Regions from separate parts of the Homo sapiens genome. Here region 1 is linked to region 2. The links are chromatin contacts, found by Hi-C or POLR2A ChIA-PET in ENCODE. All regions are on one chromosome and are shown on one strand. The core of a region is the stretch at or near the end of the contact, and the rest is flanking DNA. Distances in the headings are between cores, read along the strand shown.

Region 1 (6,615 bases), core at 519-3,018, 40 kb after region 2:
TTTGCTTCTGAAATGCAAACATTGTCTTAGAGCACCATTGGTGGGAAATTGCAGCTGAATTTACCTAGCTTTACAGTTAAAACTAAATAAAATTGTCTATACAGTGTATACAGATTGCTAATTGATTTTTAAGCATAACAGATGAGTGAATAAAAGTTTAGGGATGGGACAGAATAAATTGTTTTCCTGCCATCGGCTTTTTTTACATTTTATAAATACCTATATCAAGTTGAAAGTAAGTACTCACAGCCCAAATTACTTATGCAGAATGGCTGTCAGGTGTGGGATGAAGATGAAATAAAAATTAGAACTGTAGATTCGAGCTCTGTGAAGCTACAGCATCCCAGAGGGGAAATCTGTATTAAGATCTTATTTATCTGTGTCGGAACAAAGAGAAAACATAAAAAGTTTTTTTAATTGCTATGAACTACACTGCAAGATTTAAGTTTCACAATAAAATGCATGTTCCAATGATGGCAGTAATTTGTATTCATTGCCTTATCCCAATTCTTAGAACAGTCCCTGTATATAGTCAAAGCTCTCTATATATTTGTTGAATGCCAGACACTGCTGTAAGCACTCTACATAATGAATTCATTATTTACCCGTAATGATCCTCAGTGGTAGGTGTTATTATTATCAGTCCCATTTTACAAATGAAGAAACTGAGGAAGAGAGAGATCAAGCAACTTGCCCAATCTCCTATAGCTACTAAATGGCAGAACTAGAGATTCTAACTCAGGCAGTCTAGCCTTATTAATCATAATTTAAGGTAAATAAATATCTTAGCCATTAATAAATTAGTACTTTCATGTACAATGTAGAAAAGATCAAGTTTTCTTAGCCTTTATGGGTTTGCATAAGTAAATTTTTGGTGGAGAGAGATCAGTTGTTTTTCTTAACTACTCATAAGAGACTTTGACCTTTAAAAAGTTAAAAACCACTTCTAAAGATAGTAAGGTTTTGAAAAGGAATTTACTCTGATTCAAATGGCTCAGTACTCTAATTCACCACTGCAGATGTGTGAAGAGTTTGGTTTGAATGTGTTTGAATTGTTCCATATCTGCATCATTCCAGTTTGCACCAGGCACTTTGCATTCCCGGCTAACTGAACAGCCCTGGTCCACAAGCACTCTCTAAAGCCACTTGGCCCTTAGAGGGGAGCAGATGCTTGCATGAAGAGGGGAAAGACAGAAGCTCAGTCTTCAGTTCCCCTATAGGCCTGGCACACAGATCCCCAGCTTAATTCCAGCTAAGAGACCTCAAGTAAAGCTATTCTCACAATCTCTCTATTCCTAGAAGTCGTTAGCAGATGCTTTACCTTTCTCAGAAGCTGAGTGGGGGACTGTTTAGGTTATAATTAAATAGGAGTGCAAGCTGAAATTTCAGTTCTAAGTGCTGAAAATTTTTATTCTCGGCATGACATCATGTGACACTTCACTCACATTTGTGAAGAAGCCAAGAGAAGTACATTTATGTTGTTTTATCCCAGTCACTTTCAGAAGAGCACAAACAATGCAGCATGATCTGGTATATTTTGCAACACTGAGAAGGCAGTATTCTACCCCCCTTCATTCTGAGTTGGCTCACAATAAGAGATCTTTTAATTTAAAAAGCAGAACAGGGAAATATCGTGCTATCTCAATAGCACAGGTAACTATAGTTCACAGGTTAGAACAACTACATTCCCACCTGGTGATTTCAGCCTGCAAGAATGGGCACCAGGTCTCTCATTCCTTCATAGATCAACTTGAGCTTTGAGCATACAAGAGATTGTGCTGATAGTGTGTCAGTGCCAGAACACACTCACAGTCAGTCGGTGCTAAACGGCAAGTCTCTAAATGAGGGAAGCATTCCCACACATGGGATCAGACTGACCTAAATCTCTATTTAGATTGCTGGTAATGGGTATTTGACTATTCAGTTTAGTTACTGGTGCAGTCTTTCTCATAGTTATTTTTACCATTTATTGTTTGTGTTTTCCTTCTATTTGTGCTGTTATTTTAGCAATGCTTTTCTTTCATTCAACAATTATTTGTAGAGAAATTATTATGTGCCAGCTACTGAGCTAAGTCCTGGATATGGAGTGGTAAACAAAAAAAAAGGGTTATAATCTGGTAGAAAGTAAGAACATGATGATGATGATGATGATGATGATGATGAGGATGATGATGATGATAAATACATACATATAAATGTAACATATCCATCAGTTATCCCAGCCTAAGGGAAATGCTCCCAGTGATTTTGTTCAGGTTCACACTGGTCACAGTAACAGGATTTTTTAACTCCGTTATGTGTATATTAGTTTCCTATGGCTGCTATAACAAATTACCACACACGGTGGTTTTTAAACAACAGAAATGTATTATCTCACAGCCCTGGAAGCCAAAAATCCCAAATCAGTTTCACTAGCTCCAAACCAAGGCATCAACAGGGCTGTGCTCCCTCTAGAGGTGCTATTGGGGAATCTGTTCCTTGCTCCCTTCAGCTTCTGGTGACTGCAGCATTCTTTGATTTGTGGCCACCTCATTCCAATCTCTATCTCCATGGTAACGTTATTACCTTCTTCTCTGCGCCAAATCTCCCACCTCCCTCTATAAGGATACTTGTGAGTTCTTAGGGCCCACTGAGATAATGCAGGGTAATCGCCTCATTTCAAGATCCTTAACCTAATTGTATCTGAAAAGACCTTTTTTTCTATAAAAGGTAATATTTACAGGTTCTGGGGAATAGGACCTGATATTAATATCTTTGAGAAATTATCCAGTCCTCTACAATGTGTAAATATCATAAATCTAGAGTGCTTACAAGTGTATAGGGCTATGGAATGGAACCAGTTGTCCACAGAGCATGGGCACGTTGGTTTTCTAGTCTCAAAACAGCACACACTGAATATTTTCCACTCTACTCCTAGTTCTGACAATGCAAGTTCTTTCTTCCCTTTTCACTTTCAGACTTTTCTCCTTCTGCTTCTGCCTATCCAATCAATAAAGCCATTCAGACTCCTCTTCCTTCTTTCCCCGCCCCCCATCTTGCCTGGTCTTTGATGAGAAAAAAAAAAAAAATGTACGTGAAAACATGCAGCCAAAACATTCTGCTGCACAGCAAAGACCTTCAGATATTTTTCAGTCCTTTTTTACTCCTAAGGTGTGGGCTGAAGGAAGCAGAATGGGAGGGAAAATTCACAAAGAACACGAATTAATACTTCAGAATATAACATGGCCTCATAATTAAACACTGTGATAAGTGTTACAGAGGGGAAAGAAGAAAACAAGGAGCCATGTAATGGAACAAGAGAAGCTACTTTTAAAATATATATATATACATATTTATTTATTTATTTTTTGAGACAGGGTCTCATTCTGTGGCCCAGGCTGGAGTGCAGTGGCGTGATCTTGGCTCACTGCAAACTCTGCCTCCCAGACTAAGCAATCCTCCCACCTCAGCCTCCTGAGTGGCTGGGACCACAGGCACATGCCACCATGCCGGCTAGTTTTTGTATTTTTGATAGAAACAGGCTTTCACTATGTTGCCCAAACTGGTCTCAAACTCCTGAGCTCGAGCAATCCACCAGCCTTGGCCTTCCAAAGTGCTGGGATTACAGATGTTGAGCCACCATGCCAGGAGCTAGTTTTAATAGTGTTAGAAATGGCCTCTTTGAAGGGTGACATTTAAACTGAGATTAAGGAGAAGAGTCTGTTATCATAAGAAAGAGCTTGTGTGAAGGTCTTGAGATAAGGAAGTCCATGATTTGCCATGTAGGAGCAGCTGAAAGAACAAAGTGACTAAAGTATACATAGTGGGATAAGATGAGGCTGAAGAACTGATTGGGAGCCAACCAATGGAGTTTTAAGGTTGATACCCAAAAGTTTTCATTTTACTCTAAGTGCATTAGGAATCTGAAATCAATTCTGAAATCTGATGATATGCCAAGAGTCTCTAATACATCCTGAGGCTGTTCATTATGAAATGAAATGTATTCTACTTTTTTTTTCTGTTAGCTTATTATTATTTTTTGTATTGAAATTTTCTTTCTATATCCTTAAATCACTTGACTAGGATATTGCATATGATAACAACTTAAGAGCAATTTTCCCTTTTTTTCTGTCATCATATTTAATGAAAATTACAAACTTTTACTTTATTGTGAATTGATATTTTCAACATTTCAAAAGGGACTCATTCAAATTCAAGTTCTTATGGTTTCTCAGGAGTTAAGGTTATTCTAACCATAATACGTTTATTTACTCTTTGAGACTCTATTTTGTCATACGTAAAGCAAAAATAGCAATATCTTTCTCACAGGTTTAATCCAAAGATTAAATAAGAGAAAGTATGTAAGAGTGTCTGGCATTACGCTGGATACCTTTTAAATACCCAGTAACTATAAATTTTTTCTTTTAAATCAGATAATAGTCTTTTCTTTCTTATAATTTTATCTCCCTATAGAGTTAGACTCTCCGCCCAGTTTAAGTCATCTCCTCTGCTTTTTGTTTATCTTCAAGAGACAATAAAAGTCCCCCATTAAATACTCTAATTTCAGAGGAAATTGGATCCTTGTCATTGGTGGGTTGATTATGGGCAAGTCATTGGAATTTTTGGTGTCTTTATATCTGCAGGACTGATGTAACAACACCTGTCCTGTCTACCTTTCCTAATAGTAATTAGGATAAAAAAGAGAAATGATAAATACAGCATTAAAAGATAAGACTTATGCTTCCACAATTACACAGCATTGTTGCTGTATATTATTATTAAACAGCCTTTCACCAAACTTCCAGATGCATCTCTCCATGTTTCCTATTGCAACATTTTTCCTTAATTTACAAAAACAGAATATGTAAACCAAGTAATGGTCCTTCTTCTGTTCTAGCTGAGAAATGTGTGGTTTATCTCAAATGAATAGAATATTTGTCTTGAAATCCTGTGCTGGTCCAAAAAAGCATCATTTATATTTTGTGGAACTCACCAAGCCCAATTACCAGTGATTGCTTTAAACATTAGTGAAAAGCCAATGATTCGATTTAATCCTAACTTGGGAGGAACATTCTTCTAACTTATTTATGCTGGTCTACAGACTGTTGGCACTAGCCTAAAGCAAGGTTGGAATGTTAATATGCCACAGCTACATGAGTATACCTAGTGAAATGCAAGCCAAGTGTAAGTCTAAGGGTTTATATAATTTTCCATAATGGATTTATATCTTGTTCTGTTTTTAATTATATTCTCAAAAACAGAAGACACTGATACATATGGCAATCAGATGACATGTCACAAGCCACATGTGATTGCTCACAGGTTCATGTGAGATAACCAAACTTTAACTCAAATGTTGGTTGCTGAGTCTCAGATATGGGAAATGAGTATCAGCAATTGTGGTATTAGAACTACATCTTTCTAAGTTCAGCCAGGAGGTATGGGCTGTTTCAATAAATTTGCAAATGAATCACATTTGATCATAGGCCTTTCCTACTTGGGTTTCTTTCTCTTCTCTCATAGATACAAAATCATTAGTTGCTAATTTTATCACAGCCAACCTTACTCTGAATTGTAAATTATTGACCTTGCCCTTCAGTGACACCAAATCACTTCTCAAGAGAAGTCATGTTTTCTATTTACAGAGGTGCCTATTATCACCAACTGTGTAAATATATAGCATATCTTAAGCTTTAAGAATATAAATTTGAATAAGAACCAAAGCATAAGACTTTAGATCCTGAAGTCAAAATCTGTATATGTAGTATACAAGATTTGATCTAGCATCAGCCTGAACCTATCTTATCACCCAGCACTACCATTTCAACATAGATTTTTCATTCTGAACTAATCACTATATATGTGGTAGTCCTTACATACTTAAAAATCGAGTAAAATGTGACATCAGAAGAGTTGAGGATTCTGGGCAGTCTCTGAGCTTCTACCTCTGAAAGTCAAGGGAACATGACATTGTACTAGATTTGGTTTTGCAAAAGGCTATCCAGGAAGTAGGAGTGGTTAAATTTGACTATTTTAGGGTCCAGAAGGAGATTAGATAAGTGAGCAGAGATAATCAAGAGGGAAAGATGGCAATCTAGAGGAGAAATGCCCTATTACAATTCTAGCCGGTTATTGCCATTTGGTACTGTGGACAGTGTAGCGAAAATTCAGAATTTAAAAACAAGCAAACAACACCTTCTGCCTTTGTAGAGGAAATGGTATATATAATAAGAAGCATTTTAAAGGATTAATAGTAGTTATCTATGGAATGTTAGAATGAATAGGTTGATGGAGGGCATTCTAGACAGAGGGACAACATCTACAGAAACATATAAGAAACAACATGTTTGTAGCTAAAGAGTAGGGTTGAAGGGATGGGCTTGAGCCACATCATGGAAGACACCATAAGCCATCACAAGGAGCCCGGACTTAACATTTGAAAGTGGTAGGAAATTGCCAAAATGACATGAATTTTTATAGGTTATTCTGGCAATTGCCAACATGTGGGCATAGGGTGTGTGAAGGCATGGAGGAAAAGCCGGAGGTGGAAGATCAACCAGGACACTCTTAGAAGTTCTGGAGGGACATGGTGGAGGTCTTAACTGGAAGAGGGGCAATTTGGAGAGAAAGGAAAAG
Region 2 (6,098 bases), core at 3,400-5,899:
GAGAAAGAGGAATTGGAGGAAGAAAGAATGGGAGCGAGTGAAGGATGAGAAGGAGAGAGGTAGGGAAGAAAAACAGAAGAAGGAAAAAGAAGAGAAAAACAGAAAGAGAGAGAAGAAAGAAGGAAAGAAGGAAGGAGGGAGGGAGGGAAGTAAAGCTGATACTGAATCATAGCTTATTGTAATATAATGGAAAAGTGCAGAAAGAATATTGGCAATGGATGGTGACAAATCTGGATTCACATCCTTGCTTGACCACATCATTTTGTAATCTAGTGCCAAGTTACTTAATTTCTGTGATCTTGGTTTTGCTTATTCTCTTTTTTAAGATAAAATAAGACAATAATAACTACATAGGATTGTCAGAAAGATTAAATAAAATGAGATAGCAGATTACATACCTTGACTAATACAGTGCCTAGCTTAAAGAGTTGACGATTAAGAAATTGTAGCTATTGTAAAAATTTTGATGGATTAAGTGATAAAAAGCTAAAATTAGAAATAATAGTTAAGAATCACCATTGTCATTGACTATTATTCTGAATGGCCTAGCTACTAAAATAAGTCAAGAAAAACATAAAATAGGTGTAAGTATTAGAATGAAAGAAAAGGCCGGGCGCGGTGGCTCACGCCTGTAATCCCAGCACTTTGGGAGGCCGAGGCGGGCGGATCACGAGGTCAGGAGATCGAGACCATCCCGGCTAAAACGGTGAAACCCCGTCTCTACTAAAAATACAAAAAATTAGCCGGGCGTAGTGGCGGGCGCCTGTAGTCCCAGCTACTTGGGAGGCTGAGGCAGGAGAATGGCGTGAACCCGGGAGGCGGAGCTTGCAGTGAGCCGAGATCCCGCCACTGCACTCCAGCCTGGGCGACAGAGCGAGACTCCGTCTCAAAAAAAAAAAAAAAGAATGAAAGAAAAATGATAGTACTGTTATTACTCACAGATGATATGATCGTATATGTAAAAATCCAAAAGAATATTTAGAGAAACCATTAGCATTGCATTTCTTTATATAATTTCACTCCTATATATTCAATAAAATATGTACCTATGTATGTAGTTCTTGATCATTCAAAAAATGCAATATTTTTAAATGGATGGCTCCAAATTTTCAGATAGATGTTAACACATTGTAGTGGTTGTAGAAAAAGGCAACCAGCATAGAAAGAGATCTGGATACCTTGTTAGATGACAAGAAGTTAAGAACTTGGTGATATTCAGCCACATAAAGAGAAAAGTAATGTGTAACATAAGATTTACCACCCAATAGTTGATGGGATAAATGGCAAGAGAATTAACCATGCCAGAACACTGGATGAAAAATGGAAGAATAACCAAGGATAACCAGATAACCAAGGATAACTAGAAATACCCAACTATTACAAATGGGCTCATTTGTAATACAGGAAACTTCCTATATAACAACAGCAGAGATTAGATGCTGTATTTCAGATCACGTTATAAAAGGGATATTTTAGTTAAAGATCATATACAGACTTTATGTTGTAGGTTAAGTAAGAGCAAACATATATATATGTGTGTGTACATATATATATATATATAACTTAGCTTTATTTTGTTTTCTTTGCTTTTTGTGCAAAAAATTGTTCATGGTAAAATATTTTTTTAATGTATTTAATGTTTTAATATTTTTATTGTTTTAAAATATTTTAATGTTTTCCTTTAAACATGGACAGAGTAGCATGTATTTTTTCACACAAAGTTACTATCCTTGCACAATGACATCTGGAATGGCATTGCATTCATCAGAATTAATGAAAATGCATCTGACATTATGTTTGTGCATATCTCTTTCTGTTCACATTAAACTTAGCTTAAGTTGGCAAATGTCAGAGAAAAGAAAGCTGATGGCTCCTACATTTCCTTTGATTTTATTTGCATTGCTAAATGTGATGGGACACAAAAGCCAGACTGTTTCTTGTGTGATAAGTTTCCTGCCAATGATAGGATGAAGTCAAGAAAGCTTATTTCTGAGCATCCTGAAAATAAATCACACAATATAGATTTTTTTCCCCTGGAGAAGAAGTTCAATTTTAAAAGGATGGAAATTTACCAAAACTTATATTTGCACTAACATGAAACTTTTGACATGTTTCCAATCAAAAGAAACCATAAATAACTGGAGAAAGCTTTATCATTTCAAGTACTCTAGAAATGCTTGAGCTGGTTGGTTGATTAGAATAAAAAAAATTAATAGCACCTCTGTTCACTTGATAGAACCTACTCTTGAACTCTGGTATTTTGCCAATATTTCAAAGCCAGTTATAGTGAAAATAACAGCTGTGGCATTCCCATTTGGCATGCAACTGAGTGAAAACTATGATTGTTTCAGTAAAACTCTGATTTTTATCTCTCACCTGAATGTCGATGTGTGTGTGTGTGTCTGTGTGTGTGTATGTGTGTGTGTGTGTGTGTGTGTGCGTTGCCTCCTCCCAACAGAGTTTATCAAGCAAAACTCCTAATGGAACAAAAATCTTGATACTGCAAGTACATATGGAGTACATATGGAGTTTCTTTATGCAAGATCCAGCGTAATTAATCTGGTGAAGACAGAGGTTCCACTTTTCATAGAGACATATTGCCCTCACCATCAGCATGCATTCGTGTGAAAGACACTGATAATTATTCTAAAAAGATGCTTTGCCTGCTCTGTTAAAATAATTTCACAGACATAGCCAGAAATCTAGAGTTTCAAAAGTTTTTATTTGGGAATGAAGCAAAATGTATTATTTTTACTATCAGAAGTTTTTTGGCTTTCCAATGAATAAGTGTTAATGCACTTGGCTGAACTTGGGTCAGAAATTTCATTTTATCTATTTTTTAAGTAAAAGAGAGCTGAATCTTAAAACAATTTGACAAGAGAGGTTTATTCATGGATGGACTTCTTTGTAGATGTTAGGTCAAAAAAAAATGAGGCTAGTCTTTCAATTTCAGATTTTCTGGTCTAGTAGGGTGGCTCTGGAAACAACTGTCATTTTGGAGGAAGAAATTACAGGTAAAATCTTGTGACCTTTCCATTGACATGAAAGTGCTGAAAGAAAGACTTTAGTGAGGGCAAGGGAGTTGAAAATGAGAAAGACATGTCAGTTTATCCATGGAGAAGATCTACAAACATCTGTAAAGACTACAAAACTCTTTTAAAGGTTATTTCTGCTTAGACTACATAAAATTGAAAGCATTCAAACATCTTCCCTTGCTGACTAAGGCTGCATTGTTGACACTAAGCTTTCCAAAAATAATTTCATTTGACTTGAGGACAAAGGGTTTCATAGAACCTGAATTCACCCTGAAGTAGCTTGGAGAAAGCTCAGGTGTCTTGATAAACGTCTGCTCTGCTCCGACTGATAGGGAATTTAATTCTGTTTGATACTGAAAGCTGTGTGAGCTGCAACTTTGAGCACATAGTGCTATTAAAACAGATGAAAAATTGTTTGGATACTAAAAATAACACCGATATTTTCCTATAAAGGAAGGCTCAGTCTAAATTTTAACTTCTTCCTTTTTTTTTTTTTTTTTTTTTTTTTTTGGGCTGCTCCATAGACACAGCAGGGCTATCCCATAGGCAAAGTGTTCCAGAGTAGCCTAAATTTTAACTTCTTACTAAGCCAAATAAAACAGCCTTCTCATTGAAAACTATTTTAAGCAGAATATATGTTTTCTTTTTTTATATGATTTGGTTAGTAATTTGCATTTATGTTTTATTTAGAAAGAGGTCATCAATTTTCACAAGAAAAATGAGTCACATAATTATTTGTAAAATGTGAAATAACTCAATGACAAATGCAAACAAATAAATAAATGATATGAACATTTACACACATGAGTGGATTTTTCTTGGGATAACTTCACAAACTTCATTAGATTTTCTAGTGTCCATGATATCTCCTCTCTATCCCACCCCCTCCTACCCCCAAATAAAGACTAATTAATAAGGTCTATAATATCAGTTGAGAAACACTGCTCCACTAGGTAGTCAGTCTCCTGTGATCCTTCCGGTTCTGTGAATCTATAGTTACATAGCAAGCAATCTATGTTTTTCTTCACATAGATTGCATCTACATGAAAGGCTGAGCATGTATGGATACTTGGAATATGTAACTGTGTGAGACTGTGTGAATGGGGTAAGAAAGACAAGTACTATGAAGATTTTTAAATTGATAAAAATAATACTACAGAATAAATGTACTTGTGAGAGGTGAAGCCAGCTGGACTTTTGGATCGTGTGGGGACTTGGAGAACTTTTCTGTCTTACAAGAGGATTGTAAAATGCACCAATCAGTGCTCTGTAGCTAGGATTGTAAAACACACCAATCAGTGCTGGGTGACTAGCTAGAGGTTTGTAAAATGCACCATTCAGCACTCTGTAAAAACTCACCAATCAGCTCTCTGTGGCTAGAGGTTTGTAAAATGGACCAATCCGTGCTCTGTAAAATGGACCAATCAGCACACTGTAAAATGGACCAATCAGCACTCTGTAAAATGGACCAATCAGCAGGACATGGGCGGGGACAAATAAGGGAATAAAAGCTGGCCACGTCCGCCAACAGCAGCAACCCGCTCAGATCTCTTTCCGTACTGTGGAAGTATTGTTCTTTCTCTCTTCAGAATAAATCTTGCTGCTGCTCACTCTTTGGGTCTGTGCCACCTTTAAGAGCTGTCACACTCACCGCAAAGGTCCATGGCTTCATTCTTGAAGTCAGCGAGACCACAAACCCACCAGCAGGAACAAACTCCAGACACACTTGTTTTATTCAATTTTCTGAGAATATAATTTATCATTTTATCAGAGGAATTACAAAAAGAGAATGACTACATCACCCATGGGGAACAGAATTTTAAAGTATAGTTATAGTTCTATTTCTGCAGCTTTCTCTGAGTAAAGACACATTTTTAATGATGTGTAGAGAGTGTTTGTAACATCAACTTGTCACTTTCTGGCAGCAAGTACAGGAACCATCTTAAACTATAATTGCACTAATGGGTCAGTGATCTTAAGGATATCTAAACAGACCCTTAAAAATCATCTATAATGACTCTGAAGGCTGTTAGTGTCATTATTGGGTAAATGCTCAGCCCAAGCCTTTCTATTTGCTATTACAAATGATAAAATAAACAGTGCGTATTTCCAGAAGCTTATAATTACATGTACTTACACAGTAGTTCAAAATAATAGAGTCCTTGGAGAAGTTGTATTTTGTATCAGTCAGATAGAGTGAACATTCTGTCTTCTGTTGAGATCACAGGACTGGAAATCAGAACTTCTATTTTTGGCACCACGGATGACAACTGTTTTTTTTTTTTTTCTTCCCAGTGCACAAGTCATTTAACCTTTTCTTGCTTGAATGTTGCCAACAAAAATGGAGAGAAAGAAGTTCATTTGTACAAGTCATCTAAAATGAATGTTAAGTTACAAATAGACATTTTTAAGCCAGTTTGCTGTTATTCCCTGGGGGTAATTTGCATGTAAAAAGAAATGAATTTAGTATCATTCATAATTCAAATATATGTAAGGCGATTACTAGCTTACTCTCTTCCTTTCTTCTTCCCTCTCTTCCTTCCTTTCTTCCTTTTTTTGTCTCATAGGGAAATATAGATTTAGGGCTGAAAACTGATCCCAGCTTTTTTCATTATTTCCTTGCTTTATTTGTATATAGTCTGATTGCAGTATTTTTTCCTAAAATATATTTATTTTAATTTTATTTGTTTAAAATGTTATAAAGAGATAACCATACTGTTGAAATATTTGGGGAATGTTCTCTTTCACTTACTATAATGCTGCTAAGATTCCATAATTTTTGCATTGTTGTGGTTCATTCGCTTTAGCTGCTGTGTAATATTCCTTTGTGTGAAGATATCACAGTTTATAAAATCACTGTCTCTTATAGATGGACATTTGAGTTATTTCCAGGTTATCACTATCTTGGTTGGTACTACTATTAACATACATGTGTCTCTGGTTAGATGACCAAGGCTTCTCTGGGGTATTTGTGTACATGTGGAATTTCTGGGTCATGAAGTATAAGAATATTTAACTTTTTTTTTTTTTTTTTGAGACAGAGTCTCTCTCTGTTGGCTAGGC

What was found. Hi-C counts contacts between places; a loop is a spot of excess contacts on that map. ChIA-PET counts read pairs that join two places held with the same protein, here RNA polymerase II (POLR2A). Pooled maps may share reads with other maps.
Region 1: a map of Right ventricle myocardium inferior shows a loop between it and region 2 (2.2-fold over the local background). The contact joins two enhancer-like sites. A Hi-C loop is called at or near these places in 3 of 168 maps with a recorded cell type or tissue (Right ventricle myocardium inferior, breast epithelium and upper lobe of right lung) and 3 of 50 pooled maps. POLR2A ChIA-PET finds 5 or more read pairs at or near these places in 1 of 52 experiments (OCI-LY7).

The regions. Positions count from the first base shown.
Region 1 is chr12:80,833,389-80,840,003 of GRCh38, reverse strand. The region is part of intron 4 of LIN7A (lin-7 cell polarity scaffold A); the gene reads left to right. Among named protein-coding and RNA genes, the nearest start is that of MIR617, 4.1 kb to the right of the region's middle. Within about 2 kb of position 1,768, at least 2 of the 41 ENCODE cell types and tissues checked have a DNase peak (open chromatin) inside an H3K27ac peak, as active enhancers do.
Region 2 is chr12:80,877,093-80,883,190 of GRCh38, reverse strand. The region is part of intron 2 of LIN7A (lin-7 cell polarity scaffold A); the gene reads left to right. Among named protein-coding and RNA genes, the nearest start is that of MIR617, 48 kb to the right of the region's middle. Within about 2 kb of position 4,649, at least 2 of the 41 ENCODE cell types and tissues checked have a DNase peak (open chromatin) inside an H3K27ac peak, as active enhancers do.